Linked DNA regions of Homo sapiens: regions 1, 3, 4, 5 and 6 are each linked to region 2. The links are chromatin contacts, found by Hi-C or POLR2A ChIA-PET in ENCODE. All regions are on one chromosome and are shown on one strand. Each heading gives the region's core, a stretch centred on a gene start or an enhancer-like site at or near the end of the contact. The rest is flanking DNA. Distances are from core to core; before and after follow the strand shown. Region 1 overlaps SYTL2 (synaptotagmin like 2). Region 2 holds the start of CTSC (cathepsin C). Region 3 holds the start of TMEM126B (transmembrane protein 126B). Region 4 has its middle 13 kb from the start of SYTL2. Region 5 holds the start of EED (embryonic ectoderm development). Region 6 holds the start of HIKESHI (heat shock protein nuclear import factor hikeshi).

Evidence for each region. Hi-C counts contacts between places; a loop is a spot of excess contacts on that map. ChIA-PET counts read pairs that join two places held with the same protein, here RNA polymerase II (POLR2A). Pooled maps may share reads with other maps.
Region 1: a map of naive thymus-derived CD4-positive, alpha-beta T cell shows a loop between it and region 2 (8-fold over the local background). The contact joins the enhancer-like site here to the promoter of CTSC in region 2. A Hi-C loop is called at or near these places in 1 of 168 maps with a recorded cell type or tissue (naive thymus-derived CD4-positive, alpha-beta T cell) and 7 of 50 pooled maps. POLR2A ChIA-PET finds 5 or more read pairs at or near these places in 1 of 52 experiments (naive thymus-derived CD4-positive, alpha-beta T cell).
Region 3: a map of naive thymus-derived CD4-positive, alpha-beta T cell shows a loop between it and region 2 (8-fold over the local background). The contact joins the promoter of TMEM126B here to the promoter of CTSC in region 2. A Hi-C loop is called at or near these places in 1 of 168 maps with a recorded cell type or tissue (naive thymus-derived CD4-positive, alpha-beta T cell) and 7 of 50 pooled maps. POLR2A ChIA-PET finds 5 or more read pairs at or near these places in 1 of 52 experiments (activated CD4-positive, alpha-beta T cell).
Region 4: a map of CD4-positive, alpha-beta T cell shows a loop between it and region 2 (15-fold over the local background). The contact joins the enhancer-like site here to the promoter of CTSC in region 2. A Hi-C loop is called at or near these places in 1 of 168 maps with a recorded cell type or tissue (CD4-positive, alpha-beta T cell) and 5 of 50 pooled maps. POLR2A ChIA-PET finds 5 or more read pairs at or near these places in 1 of 52 experiments (activated T-cell).
Region 5: a map of natural killer cell shows a loop between it and region 2 (6-fold over the local background). The contact joins the promoter of EED here to the promoter of CTSC in region 2. A Hi-C loop is called at or near these places in 1 of 168 maps with a recorded cell type or tissue (natural killer cell) and 6 of 50 pooled maps. POLR2A ChIA-PET finds 5 or more read pairs at or near these places in 1 of 52 experiments (T-cell).
Region 6: a map of naive thymus-derived CD4-positive, alpha-beta T cell shows a loop between it and region 2 (8-fold over the local background). The contact joins the promoter of HIKESHI here to the promoter of CTSC in region 2. A Hi-C loop is called at or near these places in 2 of 168 maps with a recorded cell type or tissue (naive thymus-derived CD4-positive, alpha-beta T cell and posterior vena cava) and 8 of 50 pooled maps.

The regions. Positions count from the first base shown.
Region 1 is chr11:85,749,323-85,752,022 of GRCh38, forward strand. The region is part of intron 2 of SYTL2 (synaptotagmin like 2); the gene reads right to left. Among named protein-coding and RNA genes, the nearest start is that of SYTL2, 60 kb to the right of the region's middle. Within about 2 kb of position 1,434, at least 2 of the 41 ENCODE cell types and tissues checked have a DNase peak (open chromatin) inside an H3K27ac peak, as active enhancers do.
Region 2 is chr11:88,336,371-88,339,070 of GRCh38, forward strand. CTSC (cathepsin C) reads right to left here and starts at 1,366. Exons shown (of 7, transcript NM_001814.6): 1 at 1,131-1,366. The coding sequence starts at 1,302. It overlaps LOC101929174 (a long non-coding RNA gene), which reads left to right and starts at 1,514. Exons shown (of 5, transcript NR_188511.1): 1 at 1,514-1,686. RefSeq lists an enhancer at 1,082-1,361.
Region 3 is chr11:85,627,343-85,630,042 of GRCh38, forward strand. TMEM126B (transmembrane protein 126B) reads left to right here and starts at 1,251. Exons shown (of 5, transcript NM_018480.7): 1 at 1,251-1,346. The coding sequence starts at 1,266. It overlaps DLG2 (discs large MAGUK scaffold protein 2), which reads right to left and starts at 2. Exons shown (of 28, transcript NM_001142699.3): 1 at 1-2. RefSeq lists enhancers at 48-556, 429-588, 669-718, 859-1,048, 1,299-1,348 and 1 more.
Region 4 is chr11:85,822,533-85,825,232 of GRCh38, forward strand. It overlaps a transcript of SYTL2 not described here. Among named protein-coding and RNA genes, the nearest start is that of SYTL2, 13 kb to the left of the region's middle. Within about 2 kb of position 1,384, at least 2 of the 41 ENCODE cell types and tissues checked have a DNase peak (open chromatin) inside an H3K27ac peak, as active enhancers do.
Region 5 is chr11:86,243,481-86,246,180 of GRCh38, forward strand. It overlaps EED (embryonic ectoderm development), which reads left to right and starts at 1,273. Exons shown (of 12, transcript NM_003797.5): 1 at 1,273-1,863. The coding sequence starts at 1,750. RefSeq lists enhancers at 726-1,256, 1,257-1,785.
Region 6 is chr11:86,300,851-86,303,550 of GRCh38, forward strand. HIKESHI (heat shock protein nuclear import factor hikeshi) reads left to right here and starts at 1,390. Exons shown (of 5, transcript NM_016401.4): 1 at 1,390-1,628. The coding sequence starts at 1,599.

The DNA.
Region 1 (2,700 bases), core at 184-2,683, 2.6 Mb before region 2:
ACTATACTCTTGGAAGATAATGTGCTAACATAAATCCAAGAGGGTTTTAAGATAGTCATACAAACTAATATGCACTCTTCCTCAATTAGCAAATCAAAGTGCTTCAGGCAGAGAATGTGAATGGGCCAAGGTGGTAGCAGCGCTGCATGTAAGGGTTGCACACAGGCATACCTGGGAGTGGGAAAAAGAGGGGGAGCAGTTATCCCAGGTCTAGCAAGAATGTCTCCTCTCTCCCAAGCGTGCCTGGAGAGTGTCCTTCCACCCAGAGTAAACTCTTACAGGAACTTCCTCTCTTTGTCATGACAGCCCCATCTATAAACCCTAACAGGGAGAGCATCATTGCTTCATAGTTCTCAGTCAGCAACGATATCATGGTTTTTATTAAATGTTCCTAATGGTTTGACACTGCTTTCAACACTGTTTTCAGCAGAGCAAACAACTGCTGGACTGTTGGTGAACCTTTGCCTTCTCCTCCCAAAAGGACCAAGTTTGAGTTCAATTCCAGAATGGAGAAGTTCTTCTACTTCTCCCTGGTGAGTTCCTGGGGGCAGGGTCTGTACTCAATACATCTTTGTTTAGTGTCTGGAAAATACGGGGTATTTATTCAGATCTTGCAGAGTGGAGGAATATCAGATGAGGCTCCTGACCACCTAAAAAGGCTTCAGGTTACCTTTTCAGATTCATTTTTCCAGCACTCACGCCCATACCCCACTTGCCAGCAGGCTCAGCTTCTTACAATTCTCCAGTGCTCTTCTGTGACCTCTGTAGATGACAGAGGCAGGAAGTTGTGGCAGAAAGACTCTGGGTTTTCAAGGCTCCCCAAATTACATCCAAATCTCAGTTCTGACCCTTCCTAGATGGGATCTTGGACAGTTTACCAAACTCCTCTAAGCTTTAGTCTCCTTGTTTTTAAGGATCAGGGAAAATAAGACCTACCCTCCAGGACTTCTGAGATGATTGAGATGTTTAACTGAAAGTACTTAGTACTGCCTAGATCTTGGTACAAGGCCAGTTAATGTGAAGTCTCATGGGATGTCTTTCCCTCACTTCTCTGTCCAGCCCGTTGCTCCTCATCCTTCAAATCCAGCTCAAACACTGCCTCACTGGGAAGCTTTCCCTAACTCAGGAGGGCACAGTTATTACAGTTTCTCCTTTTCCATTGCTCCCACAGCACCTCCACTTCAGTCCTTACTATATCATATTCCAGTGATCTGTTTGCACATCTGTTGTACTCACTAACCTGTGGTCTTTGCAAACTCCTTGAAAGTGAGGACTATGTCTTAACCACCTTTGTAATGCCAGCACCTAGCACGGAGCCTGGAACAGAGCTGATACCCAATAACTGTCTGTTGAGTGAATAAATCAAAGAACAAATAAACGCTCAGCAGCCATCCTGAGTCAGGCAAGAGATCAAGAAGATCCTGTCACTGCTGTGATTAAGTGAACCTCAGACCCCATCACAATGAATGGTGTCTCCTCCTGATGCAGCAGGACATGCTCATCTCTCATCAGAACAGGAAAAAACATCATGAAATGTGGTGTCGGTCAGCATTCTTGTTGAAGGAGGCCACAAACCCTTATAGCAGAACAACACCCAATTTCTTTTCATAAGATTGTTTATTTTTGTTTTTCAACTAAAATGCACTTTGTGGGGATTCTTGTGCAACCCTTGATCTGTTCCTGCCTAAATGACTGTCTGTAAGCCCACGATCAATGCACAATGAGCACAGGTTTTGCATCGACTCCCTGAAACACATGGTCCCTACAAAGGCTGATAGCCATTATAGTAAGGAAAGGGTTTCTGGCTCACTTGTTTTAAAGTGGCAAAAGAACAGGAAATTCTTTCAAATGTAGTTAAGTGCCACTTACATATTTCCTTACATGACTATCACTACTAGGTTTAATAATCAACTTCTTTTTCTATCTTAGTCACTTGTACTATTTCGTAGATAAATCCATATGTATAACATCAAAGTTTTGTAAAGATGTAGATCATTTTTAGAATCCCACTATCTAGTGCTGCTGTTAAAATCTTCTCGTTTTCCAGCCCACGTTCATCTCTCATTTTTTTCTGAACTCTAATTACATCAACAAAATGAGCATTTGATTCTCTAATTATCGTACCATCTAGATGAAGAGAGAAAGGGGTAAGTTTCTTGGGACTGACATTTATCCTTTACCATCCTCTCCACACACACACGTTATGTTTAGCAGAGAGTTAAGTAGAGAGAAGACGCTCAGTAAACACCGGTGGGCTGGTGGGCAGAAGTGAGGGCTGAAGAAGAGCACTCAATCCAGAAAGTACACTGGCCTGCTGGCCTCCCAGGTGGGATGTCCTGGTCATTCTCTCGTTCATTCTCCCATTCCTTCAGCTAGCACACAGTATCTGCTTTGTGCTGAACCACACATCTGACACTTAACAAGCCTCTTATCATTTCATCCTTACAATTTCACCATGCTGTTCAAAGAATTTCATCCATTTCAAAAGATGGCCATTTTACCTCTTCTGTATGCTAAAAGCCATATCTAAACCCTGTCTGGCTATTTGTTCACTGACTCATTAATTCCCATACCAGCCATCTGCTTCAAATTGGACATTAAAAATTCTATCTACAGCCCTAACTGTCAATGTCAACTCCTTTTCATGCCAAGAGTGTGAGCACTTACAGAGGAAAGCCAGAAGAGCAGAAATGCCCTCTG
Region 2 (2,700 bases), core at 116-2,615:
CTACTAAAAATACAAAATATTAGCCGGGCGTGGTGGCATGTGCCCGTAATCCTAGCTACTCGGGAGACTGAGGCAGGAGAATCGCTTAAACCCGGGAGGCGGAGGTTGCAGTGAGCCGAGATCCCGCCACTGAACTACAGCCTGGGTGACAGAGCAAGACTCCATTCTCAAAAAAAAAAAAAAAAAAGTTACAATGTTCAGGATTATGAAATGCTATACAGTCAGTTAAAAAGGTATTTCTTTAGTAACAAATGACTTAATCTTTGTTCTGTTGACAAGAAAATTATAGCTGATTTTTTACTGACTCTGCAGAAGTCACAGGCTGTAAGAGGGTTTGGGTAGACCACAGTGTGACTCTTCTAACTAGTGATTGTCTTTTTTCCACCCCACCCCCTTCACTAGGTTCTTTGTTCTAGGGGTAACCATGTTATCTGAAGGCATATGGAATATCTCCAGTATGTTCAAACACTAGGTATTTATTGAGAGCCTTCCATGAGCCAAACATTGTGCAGACTCTGGGCATTTCTAATTACTAGGTTCAGAGTTAAGTTTTCTTTGTTATTAATTTTTTAAAAAATTTTTACCTCCTTGCAATGCATGAAACAATGCAGAGTGGTACTAGCCGTTTTCTAGTACTCATCAACACCCGCTCAAACCAAAATCGCTGGGCAGAAAGTCCCTTTCCCACCATCTAACAAAAAGAGAAAACTTCATGCTATATCCTCGAGAGTCTCTGAGCTCATCTATCTTCACTAGTAAAATAGTAATAAAAAATAAAAATAAATTTTAAAAATAACGCTACCAGATCGGACTGGAGAACCAAACGATTGCAGTTCCCAAGTCTCTCTCAAAGCAAACAAAATTAAGCGGGAGGAATAAAAAAGTTCTTGATCAAAGTGTTGAGTCCCCAAGATAACCAAGAAAGTGTGGAGTTAGAAGTTCTCAGCAGATGAACTTTAACTTCGCGAGCCTGGCGGGGAAGAAGGTCCCCAAGGGTCCCCGAATCCAGTCAAGATGCTCTGGCCACCCACAAGCGTCTGCCTGGGGGGAAGCGGTAGTTGGCGTGGCGCTGCGTTAGGGGCTCAAGGGCAGAAAGGACGACCCGGAGGACTGCCGAGCCGGCGGCTTACCCATAACCGAGCAGTTGACATCGCGCTGGGAACCGCTGGAGCCCACCTGGAAGACCCAGGTGCCCAGCAGGTCAAGATAGGTGCAGTTGGCAGGTGTGTCGCAGCGCACGGCGCCGTCGCCGGAGAGAAGCAGCAGGAGGGCGGCGAGCAGCAAGGAGGGCCCAGCACCCATGCTGCAGGGAGCTGAGAAAAGAGGTGAAGAATTACCAGGAAGCCGAGCGCTGCGGGCTAGCGGTGAGTCCACCACGAGGCGCGCGCCTTGAAATAGCTACGCCGGCCCGGAAACCCGTGGGCGGGGTCACTGAGCAGCAGGGGATTGGGGGTTGGGCGCCAGGCGCGTGCGCGTCTCTGAAACGGGGACTTGGGAGCGCGCGCTGCCCCTCACTTGGCTGCAACTGGACCCAGAACTAGGGAAGAGGCCAGGGACAGATTTTTTTTTTTTATTTTTATTTTTTTTGCCGAGGGACGTTTCAAAATTTTGCACGGCCAGGGTGACAAAAAGAGGATTTAAGAGCCACAAGCGGTCCGCACATGACCCAGACTTCGTTCCTGTGCGGTAACGTAGGGAGAGAAGGAAAGGGTGTGGGGGGAATAAGGGAGTGGGTCAGGTGAAAGAGCGCGACAGAGGGAGAGATCTAGCAAGTGGAGTTCTGTTTTACTTGCTATTCTTCCCCTTTAGTCTTTTTTCTCAGGTCCACTTGCCTCATAACCAACTTCTTGTTTTTTCCTCTGAAAAACTTCGCTAGCTAACATCAACTATTCCAGCTGTTTGAGAACTTATCTTCCTTCCGTTTTCCAACTCTTCCTACTTTTTTATGTGCTTGATTTTGTTTTGTTTCCTGGTAAATGCTGTTTGCCTGTTTGCATTCAGCAGAATTCAGTTTTTGTGCAAACCTGCAGTTTTGATGTATTAGCGTTGTGGGGGTTTTCCCTCTGGCACGCACACACATGGCGCTCTCAGAGATGATATTGCTCAACCCCTTTTATGTTACAGAGGAAAAGCAAGAGGCCCAGAGAGAGGAAGCGGCTTGCCCAGGGTGAGAAGGGTGAGGAAGGAAGCTAGCCAATGGGAGAAGGCTGGTCTTATGAACCGTTCTAGTGTGTCAGTCTGATCGCCAAAAATTATTAGGTGGCACTATTTCCAGGTGCCTCCTTGCTCAGTTTAAGTATCACCCTTTTCCGTAAGAGCCTCCCGTTCTTTCCTGGCTTTTGTTGGTAATTGGGGCTCCTTTCTCCCACTGAGCCTACTAGGTGTCAGGCCCTGTGGACACAGTGATGAACAAGACAGACCTGATGTGTCCCCGTTTTCTTTGGGATATGAATTTTTGCCCCCTTTGCACTGGTCACAAATCAATATTCATATGTCCATTTTTTTTCCACCAGATTATAAACATTCAAAGAGAGCAGGTCCAAATTATTCACTTATATCTCCCTAGATTCTGGTTTATTCAGAAAGTGTCCTTGAGTGTTAAAATAAGTGTACTTAATATTCTTATCTTGGTTGCCAAGCTTGAAAGCCAGTTTCAATGAGGCAAAAGGAGTTGTCCTTGAAAGTTCAGAGGTGAAAATA
Region 3 (2,700 bases), core at 1-2,500, 2.7 Mb before region 2:
TTGAAAAAAAAGGAAAGCAATCCCTTGGCATGGAGACATTAAAGTGACAGTGCTACTCAATGGGCACTTGATGCAGGATGAGTTGGCGAAGCAGATTTCTTCACACTGGAGTCATTCACATCATGCCATCTCTTCGCATTCAAGCAGCTCCCTATCCGGCGAGGAAAAACACTGAGACTTCGAGAGAAGCCAAACCTTCCCCCAAAGGTGTTTTCAGAGACGCCGTAGTAGTATTAGACATGTAAGCATAAGCTATGTAAACGGTCCGCGATTTCCTAAATGAGAAAGTGCAGCTGCTTGGCTTTCACATCCACCTTTTCTCTCAATCTCTCTTCAAACTACCCACCTTCCTTTTGCAGAAAAGACAAGACATTTCTTTGCCACCGCTGGCCACCCCTGCCCAAGCCCCGTTCTTTTAGGGAAGAGCACTGAAATGTCCTGCACCCTCCACGCGATGAAGTGTTTCCTCAGGCAGGAGCAACAGCAGCACTAGAAATTATATAACTCTCGAATTTGGCTTCTGTAAGACATGGAGACTGGAGGGTCGGGGGTTGCCGGTCTGGGAGATACTGCTGGGCATTTAACGTGCACAAAACAGCGCCAGGCCTTGCAGTGCCCCCCACCCCGAGACACGGCTGACAAGTGGGTCTTCTCGCGGGGGTAGTGGGCAAATTTCTCTCCGGTCTCTTTCCAAGCGGGGCTAAAGGATGCAAATTGAGGGGACTACAGACTGGGGAGAGGAGTCAGACGGCTGAGAGGAGAGGAGGCTAGTCGGGGCTGCTCTGACGGCGCTGGGCGGCTGGTCCGGGGTTTGGAGGAGGAGGTGCCCGAGAAACAGAGCTTTAACACCACACAGGCCAGGGCAAAGGGGCGAGTTCCCTCAAGGACTGAAAGGGGCAGGCAGCTAGTTCCCAGCTGCCCTGAGGAGAGGCAGGAGCGCAGTAACATTACAACATTCGGGCCGCCCCATCTTTCCCGCAGGACGCGAAGAGATCAGGGAGCTAAGCTGATAAATAGTCAGGGAAGGAAATACTCGGCTGGCGAGGGGGGCAGGCCCACAGGCGCCTGGACCTCCTCTAAGCGAATAAGTGGCCGTAATTTCTAGACGCCGCGCCCAATCACAGTCAGGATGGAGGGCGCGGCTTTTGACTGAGTGGGGGCGGGCCCGGGCTGCAATCGAGAGGCGTTGAGCCGTAAATCAGCACCACTTCCCGCCCAGGGCGTTCTGGGTCCCCGCCCACCGGCAAGTCACATGAGCCACCAAAATGGTGGTGTTCGGGTATGAGGCTGGGACTAAGCCAAGGGATTCAGGTGTGGTGCCGGTGGGAACTGAGGAAGCGCCCAAGGTAGGCGGAAATCCGAAGTGGTATGGGGGGTGATTTCTGCACCTTCAAAGTGTTGGCAGACTCTTCTAAGATGATACCTTTAAAGGAGATTTGAAAAGTTAAAACAGCTCCCAAGTCCATGCAAGGAGCAGTCGATTAAGTCTCCAGTTGCTGTGGAAAGAGGCGGAGAGAACGTAGATGACCTAAATTCTAGTCCTCATTATCTGCAGTTTGTTTTCTCTTGTCTCCAGGCCTTTGCACAGGCTTTTTCTTCAACTTGGAGTATTTCCCTGCTTCTATCCGTCCCAACTCCCCTGCCAAACTGTTCTCTTTCGGTTATTGATTTAAATGTCACTTCTTCCGGGAAGCCTTCCCACGCTTCCTCTGGCTAGATTGTTTGCTTTTTCTTAGGTTGTTGGGTTTTTCGTTTATGTCACTCTCTCATTCTGTGTTTAAATTGCCAGCTTTTTTGTTCTGAACTCCCACTGCGTTGTGGATTCCTGAGGATGGGATGACTGTATCTTGATTACCCGGAGGTCTGGCATATACCACGTGCTCCCTAAATTATGAGCGAATGTTGAATAAAATTCTAAAGGTGAAATTTATTATTAGGTGAAAAATTTATTATTAGGTAAAATAATACACATGAAAGCACTACAAAACCGTTAGATGATTTGCAAACTATAAACCTACATAAATGCACTCTTACTGGTATAAGCGTGGTGACTAGTTGAGTGGCCTTAAGGGGGAAGGGGTGTAATGAAAGCACTGGAGTCTTTGACAGTGCCTTGCAAAGCTTAAGCACTCAAATATTTCCTGTGTTCTTTCCAGTATTTCAGTATTTGCTGTCCTGTAATCATAATCCTGGGTGTCTGTTTTCCCTATAGAGACTTTAGGGTGTAGACTAGGTAGGAGATTAGTAGAAGATATTGCCTGGAAGTTTGTTTTGTTTTTTGTTTTTGGTGGAAGGTGGAGGATTTCAATGAATTGGATGAGAGCAAAACAAAAATTTATCTATGGTTTATGGTTACTCATGTTATTGACGTCTGCCAAGACAGCAGATGTCTTAGTACAATAGATGGGTTAGGTATAGAATCTCCCTTAGATGTTACTATCCCTTATACTTTCCATTTGGGTGTCAGGGAGAGGGAAAAGATGTAAGTCTAGTCACTGAAAAATTGTAATTTGTAAAATATTTTACCTTTTTTTCCCCCTGCCCTCTCCAGAAATGTTACAGAAAAAGATTGAGTACATTTCTGCCATGATGCAGAGAAAGAAACTGGTCCATTATTACTCATTGTGTAACACCATAAGAAGGTTCAAAGGAGCTCATACCTTCTGTATGTTGATGCCAGGAACTGTGTATAATGAACTG
Region 4 (2,700 bases), core at 134-2,633, 2.5 Mb before region 2:
TCTGAGAGCCATCACTGTCTGGAAACTGCTGCTGCTAAGTTCCACTCCCTGACATCTCATTTCCCATTAGGTCAGGGAGTATCTAAGGCTTCAAATCAGAAACTATAGCTGTGCTCAGATTGGGATAGATCTGGCCATTAGCTAGGGGAAGTAGTAGATAAAGACAAGAAGGAATCCCAAGGAAAGTATTTAGGGACAAAGGCAAGAAGAGGAATCCACAGTCAGGCCAAAGAAGTATCAATCCAAAGAGCCTGGCAGAGAGGACGGACAAGCTGACAGGGAGTAGGACCGTAACTAACGCCAACATTAAGGAACAAGTGCATGCAAAAGGGAGGATGGAGGTGCAAAAAGCAATGACTTCCCAAGCAAGCACTTGAATATGGAGACAGGGCCTCCTTGTAGGCCTCTGAGTGTGAAGAGAATGGTAAGGTCGCCATGCTGGCTTAAACACTTGGACCTAACCTTGTGGCTGTGACTAAGCCCTCAGGCATTATCATGGAACATTGGTTGCTTTCACCACAATCCAGCCTAGTCCCAGCCTCCTCCCTCTTGCCACCCTCCTTCATTTATTCACTTACTCAACTAACAAACATTTGAGCCTCCACTAGAATATAAGTTCCATGCAGGCAGAAACATTGTCTTTTTCATCATTTTAAGGCTTAAAATCCAAAGCAGTTTCTGACACATAGTAGGCACTGGATATATTTGTAGAATGAATAAATAATTGATGAGTGTTTGGGAAATGTGCTGAGTCCTAGATTATCTTCTAGTGTGCCAATAGCCTTAAATAGAATATCAAGTACATGTTGCCGGCTGACATTCACCAACAGTAAAATTCAAGATTTTAGTAGTCTAGCAGCTGCCAGCTTGCACAGTCTTCAGTCAGATACTTTCTACATTAAGATCATTTACAAATTTCTAAGGCAAGAAATAGCATGTGGACTTGAAAGAAGGTAAAGATATAGTTTACCCATTATGCTTTATATTAGTACTTTAATCCACTTTTAAAACATCTAAAATGTACTAATTTATTTCCCTTTTTGTTTCTTTAAGTTTCCTATTTTTAAAACACTTGTGGTCAATTCTATCAATACTACTAAGTATCCGTTACTGGGTTGAAAGGAATTTTCCATAGAAAAATGCCTGGAAATTGCCAAAATTATACAGTCAAAAATTATAGAGTTGGACCACAAGACCTTTTATACTTGAGTGGAATACCAAAAAGAAAATATTGATGCAAAGCTTTAAGATTTTACTCCGGGTTACTTCTTAAGGCACTAGCTCAAATAACACTCAAAAGTTTTCAAGATGCATGTAAACTCTACGTAAGCTCCAGTCATCTATGTGCTGACTACAGGATGCTGTGGTTAGTCAGGTTGAACTTCCATCAGCCACCTTCATGTTCAGAGTAAACAAGTAACAATTCTGGGACTTGCAAAGAAACCATGGGAAACCCTGAATGGGACTTTAACTTTGAATTAAAGGAAACCACAGGCCACCACACTGCCACCCATGAACATGTTTACATTTTGTCTGAGTGCGGGTGAGTGCAAATGGAGTCTCAGTGACTTACAGAGCACTGTTTTAACTATGATGTGGTTAAAACAGTCTAATAATATAACTCCTCCAGCAGGCTGCTGAGTAGTATATGCTGGGGCCTCAGCAATACAGACAGAGGTGGGGAAGAAGATTGGAGAGGTTAGGATCAGAGCATCCAGCTGACATTAAACTACAGGGTCTGAAGGTCCACGGCAAACTTGGGTTTGTGCAGGATGGGTATTACTGACTGTTGGGTGTGTGTGAGGAGGGAAGGAACATTTATACAAGCAGGAGGCATCATTCAAAATGACATACCATCCACAGAAGATTTACCTAAGATCAGCTTTATGATCATCTTCCTTGAGGATTAGAATGTGAAAGAAAGGATCAGCCTGGGTATGGTTTATAGAATTTCACTGAAGATTTCCCACTAAAAGTCACACTGAGTGTCTTGGGGTAGAATGGTTTGTATTGAGTAACAGAAAATATTGCAATGGTCAGTGAGAACTGGCAATTATACATTTCTCAATTCCTATTTCTAAATTCTGCCATTCTAAAATAAAATAGTTGAGGCCATAGCAAAGATTTCTCCTTTTCCCTGTCCTCCAGGAAAACTAAATGAGTAAGGGAGCCAATAGAAAGTAAGCTCCTTGCTTGCTTGAGAAGCAGGTCCTGCTTAGCAGGGCAGGGGAAAAGAAAGTGCGGGCACTAGGAGAAGTCAAAGCCATGACCACAGAGGAGAGCTGCTATGGCCTGTGTAACATTTATCCTGCGAAGACGACTCCTCCAGAATCTATCCCACCCTTTCTGCTCTCCCTAGAGCGCTGGCAGAGAGACTAGCACAGCTGAGATAGGGTTTGGGACAAGCCACTTCAGGAGCTCCACTAGCTGCTACGTCCATCCCTAGGAAAAGGATGTCTGGATCATTAGTGCATTGCCCTGGGTTAAGAGGCTGGAGAATGAATGCTGCATAAATCAGTGTCACTTCCTTCTTTGTTCACTACGCCTAATACATAGCTTACTTATGTTTTGAAGTGCCTGATGCTGAGTGTGCAGCTCTAAAGGACCATGAGTTGGGAGGCCGAGGCGGGCGGATCACGAGGTCAGGAGATCGAGACCATCCCGGCTAAAACGGTGAAACCCCGTCTCTACTAAAAATAC
Region 5 (2,700 bases), core at 23-2,522, 2.1 Mb before region 2:
TTGAGACCTCAACTTTAATTTTTTTTCGGCTTCTTTATTTCAAAGTCTTCACTGCAGAAACCTCTCATTCTGACCTGCCTTTGCTTTACTTCCTTTTCTCATTCTCAACCAAGAGTTCTCTCTTTATCTACAAAAGAAAGAGTGACTTGCAATCTGCAGATAAGGAAACTGATGTCCTGGTTATAAAGTTATCATGCAGAAATAATTCAAGTATACTAGAATTTTATGGATGGTGCACTCTAGGTGGGTAATGAGGTCTAGAAGAGAAAAGATATACAACATCAAGCAGGTGCCCAAGAAATGGTAGGTCCCTTTCTCCCTTCCTGCCTCCTCATTTTTACAGATGAGGACATTTTTACAGAAGCCCGAATAGATAAGTAGTCACAATCATGTTCTAAGAAAAACAAAAAAAAGGTGGCGGATGCCGTATTTTATTTTTCGTCATCACTCTCCTTTTCCTGCTGCTCATTCAGTTATGGTTTCATGACCCATATAATAATTCCACAAGGCTCACCAATGTTATCTGGCACCTGCTAGAGAATAGATATAGTAACAGAGGCAAATATTTTGGTGAAGTTTAACAGTTGTGTTGCCTTCTAGAATTTCATTGTATCTGATGTGCAAAAACAAGCAAAACATTGTCGGTTAAGTATCACAATCTCATAATGGAGATGAGCACTGATTCTTAGGCCTTGGCGTAGTTCAGGGCCTATCCTTTAGCAGCTAAAAAGAGCACTTTGGCTGTAACTCATTGGAGTCTAGTCTCATAATGTTAGGATATTTCTATTTAAGTCTTAACCACTATTGGTAGCAACTGGAAGGATAATCATTCATTACAATAAATAGTCAACAGAATAAATATCCGACAAGAATTTACGAAGCGTCTAGAGTATAATTCGGTAGCGCTTTGAAATCCACCCTGGGATTCGGAAACCGGGTAGAAAACTACCTGGTTCAGCAAACGAGAATTCAAACAGAGGAGGGGCTTGGAGGAGGCGGGTTTCGACGAACCCAGCGCAAGAGTACGCCACGGCGCCTGCGCATCCCCTGACGGGTACTTTCCATTCGCCAGATGGGGGAAGCCAGGGGGAAGCAGGTTACTGTTTTTGCATTTCTATCTTCAAGGAAGAATTAGGTTATGAATAGTTCCGTGAATAGTCAGGAAGCGCTGTCCTCCAAGTTCAAGATTAAGGAAACGTGGCATGCACAGCTAAAGCAAGAGGTGACGTCTTGTATCTTCCCCCGTTTCCTGGGACATTGGTGGTGTAGCCCATTCCACAGACTTTCGCTCCCTAGCAGCGGGTCGGAGATCGAAGGAACGGGCCAATTGCGGCTGAAACGTCTTTGGAAGGAGGAAGGGGGTGAGGGAGCATCCCTTTGAGTTTCGCCTCTTCTCGAGGCGGTGGTGGGAAGGGAGACATACTTAATACTGCCCTCTTAATCCAACGGACCTTACATCGTGTAGACTGCCGGGAGGGCGGCGGGAAAAGGGCAAGACGGGAGTTGGGGAAGGGAAGGAGCCAGGAAGCCGCGCGGGAGGGCGCGCGCGCGCGCCCCTTTTTCAGCAGTGTGGCGGGGTCGCACGCACGCCCGCCTCGGCGGCTGGGCGCGATTTGCGACAGTGGGGGGGGCGGTGGAGGTGGCGGCGGCAGCGGCAACTTTGCGGCAAGCTCGGGCCGGGCTTGCTTGACGGCGGTGTGGCGGAGGCCCCGCCCCAGGCGGCAGGAACCTGGAGGGAGGCGGAGGAATATGTCCGAGAGGGAAGTGTCGACTGCGCCGGCGGGAACAGACATGCCTGCGGCCAAGAAGCAGAAGCTGAGCAGTGACGAGAACAGCAATCCAGACCTCTCTGGAGACGAGAATGTAAGTGCAGCTTCTGGCAGTTACGAGACTGCGGAGTGAAAGTTTTAAATTCTTTTAAAACGGGGGGCGCGGGGACGAGCGGGCTGCTGTGGGGGGAGGGAGAGGTGTCACTCAGGAAAACGCGGGCGTGCGGGAGAAAATTGAAATTGCCTACGGGGATTTTGATGTGGGGCCGAGAGCAAGCAGGAACTAGGCAAAGGAGAGTGGTTCTAGTGATTGCGTGGGTCTGAGAAGTCTGCCCTGAAATCAGTTTGCATGTGATGGGGAGTGTTTTGGCCTTTGGGGGGATTTAAGGGGAGAGTGCGGGTCTGAGATTCTAGTAGTTTAAAAGGCACGTTAGAGACTTTTCTAAGAAAGTTGGAAGGACGGGGCAGAGTTAGGGACCCTGTTAAAGGAGCGTAAGGGTTGTCACTCTAAGACCCTTGTGGAATTTTCAGGATGGAAAGTGATCTTCGATTTGCGGAGTTTGGGAGACTTTATTAAAGGGGGTTTTGTGTCCGCCTCCGTCCTGTCCGCGGAGACCGGGTGCGCCTGAAGGTCGCCTTTTCTGTAGGAGGAGCCGAATTGAGAGGATCGATTTTTGATTTGGGGGTGGGGAGTGACTACCTTTGAGGAAGTAAGAGTGGGTGATTTCTTCTTTGAACGTTTTTACTTAAGATAAAGGTGAGGGGGGTGGCGACCTGGAAGATTTTGGGCAACAGTGGTATAGGCAGATGTATTTAAGTGTGGGTTCCTGGCTTCGCCAAGTGCGCGATGTTTTGCAATCAGATTTTTTTAAGCTCTGAAATGGGTATTCGTAATCATTCGGTACCAACATTTAACCCAACTGAGTTTTAA
Region 6 (2,700 bases), core at 140-2,639, 2.0 Mb before region 2:
TTAGTTAGGAAAGGCAATAATGCTAAATATTAACATTTATTGAGTAAGCTACATTCTGGCCACTATTGAGTACTTTACGTGTAAGAACCCTCAAAACAACTTTATGAGGTAGATACTACTATTACTTCATTTTAAAGATGGGGAAAAGGAGGTATGGGAGTGTTAGGTTAACTTGCCTGAGATTATGTAACTAATAAATGGCAGAGATGGGCTCTGAACCCAGGTAGTGTGGGTGCCTTAATTTATGAAGTGGTCTTCATATGAATGGCCTTTTTATTCTGAAGGTTCTAGGACTTTTTAGATAGTAAGTTGGAAACATTGGTAGATCCTTTCCTACCTCTTCACCTTTGGCACAGCTATCTCAAAGGAGTATCGGTGATAAGATAGGTGATCAGTTTAGGGATCCACAGTGGAGGCCAGAGGACTGTTCCAAACACTGATCCCCCATATATAAACTGAGAACTGGGAAGACAGACCTGCTTTACGGCTGGTGGCCAAGCTCAGATATTTCAAATTGGACAGAGACCCTTTACTATCCTATTCAAGAAGAAAAGGAATTGGAGCTGTGAAAGGGAGAATAAGTATTGGTGGCAATCGGTACTTAATGCCAGTATTTTTTTTTTTTTTTTTGGCTATTGTTTTGTATTTCCTATGAAACTTTTCTGCAGATCCACATAGAAAAAAAATAGACATTTTTACAATAAAACTCCCACTAATTAAGCACAGCCAAGCACTGTTTTAAGTGTTTTATACATATTAGCTCATTTAATCCTCACAGCAACCCTAGGCAATAGGCTCATTATTTGTCTTTTGCAAAGGAGGGGCACTGAAGCACAAAGACATCTACAACTCGTCCACAATTGTACAGCAAATGAATGGGAGAACTAAGTGAAGCTGGAAAGAACTACTATAAATTGTAGACAAGTACAAAACAATTGGTTAAAGATTAATACTTCTGAGACACTGTGTAGCAGAAAGAAACCCGGATTTGGATTAGGACTTGAATTCAGCCTCCAACATTTACTGCTGTGTAAAGATTTGAGGCTGATCACTCCTATAAAATTTGGATTATAATACTTACCTCATAGGGTTTTTGTAAAGATCTAGTGACGTGATTATTGTAAAAGTGCACCGTTAATCTCTCAGATGTCACAGAAACGTTAGAAGCATCTCTTCCCAGGATTGTACATGGAAATGAAGGATCCACAGATTTTGTGGCTATAAAACACCCGGACTACCGATCCCAGTGTGCAAAGCCTCCAGGCTTACCTTCCCGGAAACTGGCGCGGTGCCCTCTGGGACTTGTTCTGGGACTTGTAGTCTTGTACTGGCGCTGGCCCGCCTTTCTTCCTTAGTGGGGAAAACCGGGTGTAAGCCCCGGAAGTACTTGTTGCCTGAGCAGTGGGCTGCTTAGGAAGAGAAGGTCAGAGTTCGCGGGGGCAGAGGCATTCTTGCCGCTGGCCCAGTCACTATGTAGTGGAGGGGCAGACACCCTCCCGCAAATTCTGGAAGGTTCTTAGTCTCGACTAGGGCAGTAGCCCCAGGACTCCTAGTCGCCGGCTTCAGGTCACTGCCGGCTGAACGGAGCTGCCGTCGCCATGTTTGGCTGCTTGGTGGCGGGGAGGCTGGTGAGGATGGGACCGGGTGATATCAGGAAGGGGTCAGGATACCGAGGGCGAAGCCCTACGGCAGGGAGGGTGCGCAGGCGCTAGGGATGCGGGGAAGCCCACTTATTATATTTTGGGTGGGTATGTGAGGATGGAGCGTGGGAAGCTGGGTGCTCTCCTTTGCCCAGCTCTATTCAGATTCTTTCGAATAGTAGTCACAGTATAAGTTGGCATTTATTAAGTGTGCATTTTGTACCAAGTACTGGGCTAAGTGCAATGCACGCCTTTGGTCACTCAGCCTTATGTGTGGCGCTTATTTGGCACTTTGAACTTAATCCTCATAACTCGTGAGATGGTCTTTATCTTTGACATTTTGCAGTTACAGAACTAAGTTCAATCGCCAGTATAAATACCTTCTTTATTAACTTGAGGTAGAGGTGAATTTGGGATTGAATTTGGTCTATAGCAAACTGTTTTTCAAAGATTAAGGTGCTCAGGGAATGTATATCTTTTGGGTCCCTTTGGAAGAACCCGAGTAAAAATAAGCTTAATTTAATTGGAAGTTGGCTGAAACTTAACGTGTGAGCCGTATCTGAGATAACCAGAGAAGGATGCGAGTAGTGTGTTTCCTTATGGGTCAAAATAGATAACTTACCTTGCCAAATTGTTAGAGTAAATGAGAACAGCACCTGGAATTCTTTAGGAATAATCTGGAAGGTGAATCTTGTTTGTTTCCTTAGAAACCACACAGACATCAATTTTCAGGCCTGATTCCTTTCCCCTAGAAGTATTTTTCCTTCTTTTTTCTCCTGGCTTTTTAAAATGTTGCAGTCCCTTTGCTGAATTGTCTTTTTTTCCCATCAAGTTTTGATAATGTATTGTATTCTGTACATATACAGTTCTAAGAAGCCAGAAAGATAAGTTGGAGATGACTAGCCTCATAAAGTTTGTCTCTTGAATGACTGGGAGACCCCTGTGGTGATGGTGGTAATTCATAATCCTGGTGAGATAATTTTGCCCTGCTCTTAATAGGGAAAAAGGACAAACCTGGAATGATTGTGTGACTCAGACGAGTGAGTGTTATTAATGAATG